Linked DNA regions of Homo sapiens: region 2 is linked to region 1. Evidence: chromatin contacts called from ENCODE Hi-C data. All regions are on one chromosome and are shown on one strand. Each heading gives the region's core, a stretch centred on a gene start or an enhancer-like site at or near the end of the contact. The rest is flanking DNA. Distances are from core to core; before and after follow the strand shown.

Region 1 (2,897 bases), core at 232-2,731:
TTTACAAGTTTGTGTCCATCTGTATTCATCTGGTTTAAAACCGAGACACTTATACATATGTAACAAACCTGCACATTGTGCACATGTACCCTAAAACTTAAAGTATAATAATAAAAAACAAAAAACAAAAAAACCGAGACATGAACCAGGCAAACACCTTTAGCAAGCACCAGATGGAGCTGCTGTCTAAGCCACAAAACCTTAACCACGAGGGCTTCATTTTAAACACTAATTATATTTGGAGACAAAGAGGTGCACTTAAAGACACTGTCAAAACTATTTTAACCTACAACAGTCTCATAGAGGGGGAATCTGTACCAGATGCAGGTCTGTCCAAAGAGCAATCCTTGGGTTTTACAGCCTTTGTGAAATGACTTCAGTGGCAATCAATAACTAGCAGCTTTCCCTGCTCAACACCAACGCTCCCCAAATGGGAAACTCCAGTCTCCAAAGTTATGCTTGAGAAATAAGAAATGTGTCTCCTGAGGCACTTACACAAGGAAATAAAACAGTCTATCCTGGTGTCTTCTATTTATTTGCCAGAACAGGTCTGATACAGAGCACCCAAATGGAATGTTTGATAAGAAAAGCTCATTTACCTCCACATTCCTTATAATCTCAAAGCAAATCTTCTAGATGAAATAGTCTATGGGAGAGTTTAATGGCTGAAGCTGCCCCTAGGAGGTAGCCAGGATTCCATGATCTAAAATCCTATTTCATATTTGACAGTTTTCAGGACCAAAGCCCTTCAGGCTATAGATTAAGCTATTCAAGAGTGGCCTATTTCACTTCAAGTCATGACAGCTTTTTAAGAACCTATTACTGTTTTTTATTCTCTCTACTGCCATACAATGACAATAATTAGTTTGCTTCTAGTCCAACAGTTTCAGGCAGATTTGATACCAAAAAAAAACCCCACAAAAATACAAAAAAACAACAAACAAATCCACAATGGATTTCAATCTTGAAATAAACTGGCCAGCAGAAAGAGCTGGAGCTCCTCAAGCTGGATTCAATTTCCATTAGTGAAGAAAAGGAAAGTGTGTAGGTGGGAGATTAAACACCATATATACAGCATTTCCTAAAGGCACCCAAGGAGAATCTGTTAATAATAAAGGAGGATGGAGAATGAACTGCTAAGCTCCTCCAATTCTGTGACTCCCGAAGCCCACCATCTCTCTCCATAAAATCTGTCACATTGCCATGGAGGCAGAGTCAAGAATCCTCACTGCTGTACGTGGGCTTTTAAGGACACTCTCAGTGAGGATCTATTGCCTATATGTCATCCCACATATTAGTCCATCTCCAGGATGCTAGGGAACAATTTACAAGTCAAGGTTCTCACTAGGCTTTTGTTAAAGAACATGTGGGTCACTTAAAAAAAAGGAAAGGAAAATGTGACAACCATACCCACGTCACTGTTCCCAACCTTTCCTTCTTCCACAGTGAAAAATGCTGACCTGACACCTCAACCAGCTGCCAAACTCTTCAGTATATGACTAAAAGGGTGGGGAGAGGAAGTGAAAGCAAAGCTGCAGGAAGAAGTTTTGCAGAAGATAAAACACAGCTTAAATTTGGTACACAAATGGAAATTCCATGAGTAAAAGGGACTTTCTTGAGATCTGACTGAAAAAAAAAATTATCATTCCTTGCTATCACAAGAACATGAGGTTCTCCTATCTAAAGAAGAAACCAAAGTAAAATCTGCTTAATTTTGGAAACTTAATGAAATCTCCAGAAGCCCATCCAGTTCCAATTGTTCTAACCACAACAGTTTTTCTAACAGTTCACTGCTCCTGTCACATGGTAGTCATCTCAGGATAAGAATCATGTAACAACAAATGCACCCCTGCAAAGCAGCACCGCTCAGTTCCAACTAATTTTTAAATTCAAACTCTTTGACGAATCAGTTAACTACTACTAATAATAATTATTATAAACTTGGTAATAACTAGTTATAAGATTAGAAGTTCCAAAATGTTCCCTGAAACCACTTTAGACCCCTATTTAAGAAGGTATACATCAGAGAAGAAGTTAAAGTATTATCTAATAACAGCCAAGACTCCATAGTCTTTTATAGTTTTATTTTATTCACAAGCTTTTTCTTCTGCTTGGAATGTATTTCCTCTAATGCTGTTCCATTTGTTGAAACCCTATTTATCCTTCAAGATGCAGTTTAAATTTTACCTCTGTGATGAAGTTTTGCCTAACTCGATTATACCACATTGTTTTGTAATTATGTAAGTCCCCAGAAGGCAGGTCTAAGTGTTTTTCCTCTCTATATCTCTTGAATTGTTTGGAATACATTGGATACTAAATAAATGTTTTCACTCAAGAATAATTCTAGTTAGCATTTACTACTAAGTACCAGGCCCTTTACCCATAAAAACTCATAATTCGGCCAGGTGCGGTGGCTCAAGCCTGTAATCCCAACACTACATTTTGGGAGGCCAAGGCGGGCAGATCACCTGAAGTCAGGAGTTTGAGACCAGCCTGGCCAACATGGTGAAACTCTGTCCATACTAAAAATACAAAAATTAGCCAGGCGTGGTGGTGCGCGCCTGTAGTCCCAGCTACTCAGAAAGCTGAGGCAGGAGAATCACTTGAACCTGGGAGGGGGAGGTTGCAGTGAGCCGAGATCGCGCCACTGCACTCCAGCCTAGGCAACAGAGCGAGACTCTATCTCAAAAAAACAAAACAAAACAAACACCTCATAATTCTCACAAAACTCTATGATAGACATACTATTATTTGCCCTACTTTACTGATGAAGAAACTGAAACTTGCCCAAGGTCACATAGCTAGTAAATGGCAGAGCCAGGATGAATGCATGCATGCACGTATGCATGCATAAATGGTATAGCTTCATGGCATCTGGAGGCTGCTTTAAACATAAA
Region 2 (2,835 bases), core at 22-2,521, 860 kb after region 1:
GCTAGGAATGGCCATATGACAGTTCCAGCCAATGATGCATAAGCCACAGGTTTCTGGGAAAGCATTCTCCTTTTGATGTAAGTGCCACCCCCAGGGGCAGCTAGCATGAGCAGGAAAGCTAATACACTCTAGCAATGGAAAATACAGAGTCAGAGACAGCTTGGGCCCTTCAGTGGCACTAGTGAGTAGCTATGCCAGCCACAAACTGCTTATCATGTGAGACAAATTACTCCCTATGTGTAAGTCCTTATTAGTAAGGTTTCCTGTTAATTACAACTAAACATAATGCTAACCCTTTCAAAATGATATCATCTCATATATATGTATACAATATATATGTGTATATACACATACATATGGCTCTTTACACTTAACAATGCAGTTTCCCATTTGATCTTTATAACAACTATGAAGAGGGGTGAACAAACTTCAATTCCCAGAGCCACAGTTTCCTAACCCTGTACTACAGGATACGTGACTTACTTAGAGTCTGACAACTAGTAAATATCCCCAAGACTCACAGGCCCACAGGGCTTCTTCCACCAGGTAGAGCTGCCTTCTAAGATATACAACTAGCTATCAGTGCAAAACGTTAATCCCCTATATCTTTCTCCATATTGACTTTAGGTGCTAGGAGGGTCCTGATGGGTGATGCCCACTAGACTACAAATCAAAATGTTCCAAACAACTGGGTGACTACGAGACAATACTAGGAAAAGTTTTATTTTTAATGCAAATCAGTTATAAAAACATTCTTCTTTAATTCTTACTAGAGTAGGCTAAGCTGAGCAGATAACAACAAGCATGGCTTTAGAAACTTCACAGAGCACTGCCATATAACACATCACAATTTATCTTTGAACCAGATTTTATCTCTGACGATAAAACAAAAGGGGCTAAAATACAGCCTTTTCTTCTTGACTTCCTGCTTTAGATTTTTTGACTTCCTGAACCATTATAGCCTCACATACTGCTCTGGGGCCCAAAGTTTCATTCCTTGTTCTTCGAAGCTATCTAAAAATTAATAGAAGTCTAATGTTACAGTCATTTCTATCTATAAAATCTTCAAAGGCACTCCACTGCTCTTAGGTTAAAGTCCAAAATCCCAAGACCAGCAGTCTAGGCTCTCCCCCAGCTCTGGCTCTGGGTCCCAGGTGTGCCCCCAGGTTCAGCTCACTCCCCACAACTGCTTCCAGCCAGTAGCCATCCTGACTGCAGCTCTGGGAAGGCACTGCAGTTCAGCCCTGTCATCTGACTCCCCTCCTCTCTACCTAGCTAGTTCCTGGCCATCCTCCAGGCCTTGGCTTAGATGCACTTCCTCAGAGAGGCCCTAACTGCCAGAAACTATGCACAGCCCACTTACAGCCCATGGTACCAGCATGCACCCTTCCCTCACATTTCTCTCATTTTTTCTCTGCACAACCACCCTGCTTGACTAGAAATTCTGTGAGGAGAGGGACAAAGCTCATCTTGAGTGCCGACTTTGCTGAATGAATGAGTAAATGTCAGGTGGCATTTACTCAAATGCTAAATTCCATACCTGGAGTCCCCATATCAAAGGAGGAGAAACAAATATGGGCTTCAGATGTTTTCTCTGGCTCTCCAATCACAGCATTTTGGCTTAGAAGGAGGAAGGACAGCTGTTATAAAGAGACTATAGGGCTAGGCACTACTTCTTTGTCCTCCTTTCGGTTTAATATCCCTGAGTCTTTGCTAGAAAGAAGCACTTGGTGCCCTCAGAACAAAGGAACTGAGGCAAATCAAGCACCTCCTGTGCCAAAGGCACTGGCTATGCTCATGAACCCTGCCTGTTCCCACAGGGTTTCCAAATGTTCCAAGTGACTGAGACACTCAGTTAGGAGCTCCTTTTGAGTGAAAAGCACTATAAGAGTGGCTTTCAAAACAACTCAGTTAACAGTGACTCGACTCTGAACGAAACATAAGGGCGCATAAAGTTGAAAATAAAGGCATGATCTCAGAACCTGGAATAGTCAGAGCGCTAAGACAGTCGTGAAAGTGACTCAAAAACTCTCACAGAAAACATATTAATAGGTACAAAGCATATATAGTAATTTATCACTGATAAGAGGGTTAACCTGCTGAAAAATACTGGGACAAGTAAAAACAAGACTGACAAATTTGGAGACGAAAAATTCATCTAAGAATGCCTTTGTTTCTGGAGTAAATCAGCCACACGTGCCAACACCATCCTTGGTGGGACAGGCAACTCGGATGCAGCCCTGTGTTCTGCTGAGCAGAGGGTCCCACGGGTTTTAGGAAGTGAAGAAATCTCTTTATGAAACTGTTAGAACTAGTCCTTACTGTTGTCTACTCCTTTTAATGTACGCTCCGTGTGTCTTCCAAAAATACTAATACAATGGCCTGGGCTTTTTAGACCTTACTTCAGAGCTCAGGAGGCTGTTTTGTTTGTTTGTTTGTTTTTCTGGATGTGTTATTTTCCCTGTATGAAGAGTGGGGGCCAAAAAACAGTCCCATCTCCACAGTCTTTGCAATGGGGTAGGATGGGCAGCAAATAATTGTTGTTCTGTTCTTTCTAGAGGTTATCTCCATGCTGCAAATGGCCAGGGATTACCCTGAGTTACAGAAATGCCATGAATCCAGGATAGAATGAAATCAATGTTTGAAGGTTAAAGTCTTCCTAAGAAACACTAGAGAATTACAAGTGGAATGATCTGAGAATACCTTCCTAGTGTATACAAACACCTGTCAATCTTGGCAAGTCTGCCCAAGCATGACTATCTAGGCATGAGTGCTTCATCATTAGGTGTAGTAGAAAGGCTGGCCCTGCAGTCAGAACTAGACTTACAGCACCAC

What was found. A loop is a pair of places that touch in the nucleus more often than their neighbours do. Pooled maps may share reads with other maps.
Region 2: a map of vagina shows a loop between it and region 1 (21-fold over the local background). The contact joins two enhancer-like sites. A Hi-C loop is called at or near these places in 1 of 168 maps with a recorded cell type or tissue (vagina), 2 of 37 single-sample maps with no recorded cell type and 3 of 50 pooled maps.

Annotation. Positions count from the first base shown.
Region 1 is chr15:77,186,515-77,189,411 of GRCh38, forward strand. The region is part of intron 6 of PEAK1 (pseudopodium enriched atypical kinase 1); the gene reads right to left. Among named protein-coding and RNA genes, the nearest start is that of LINC00597, 37 kb to the right of the region's middle. RefSeq lists an enhancer at 1,231-1,450. Within about 2 kb of position 1,482, at least 10 of the 41 ENCODE cell types and tissues checked have a DNase peak (open chromatin) inside an H3K27ac peak, as active enhancers do.
Region 2 is chr15:78,050,945-78,053,779 of GRCh38, forward strand. The region is part of intron 2 of TBC1D2B (TBC1 domain family member 2B); the gene reads right to left. Among named protein-coding and RNA genes, the nearest start is that of TBC1D2B, 25 kb to the right of the region's middle. Within about 2 kb of position 1,272, at least 18 of the 41 ENCODE cell types and tissues checked have a DNase peak (open chromatin) inside an H3K27ac peak, as active enhancers do.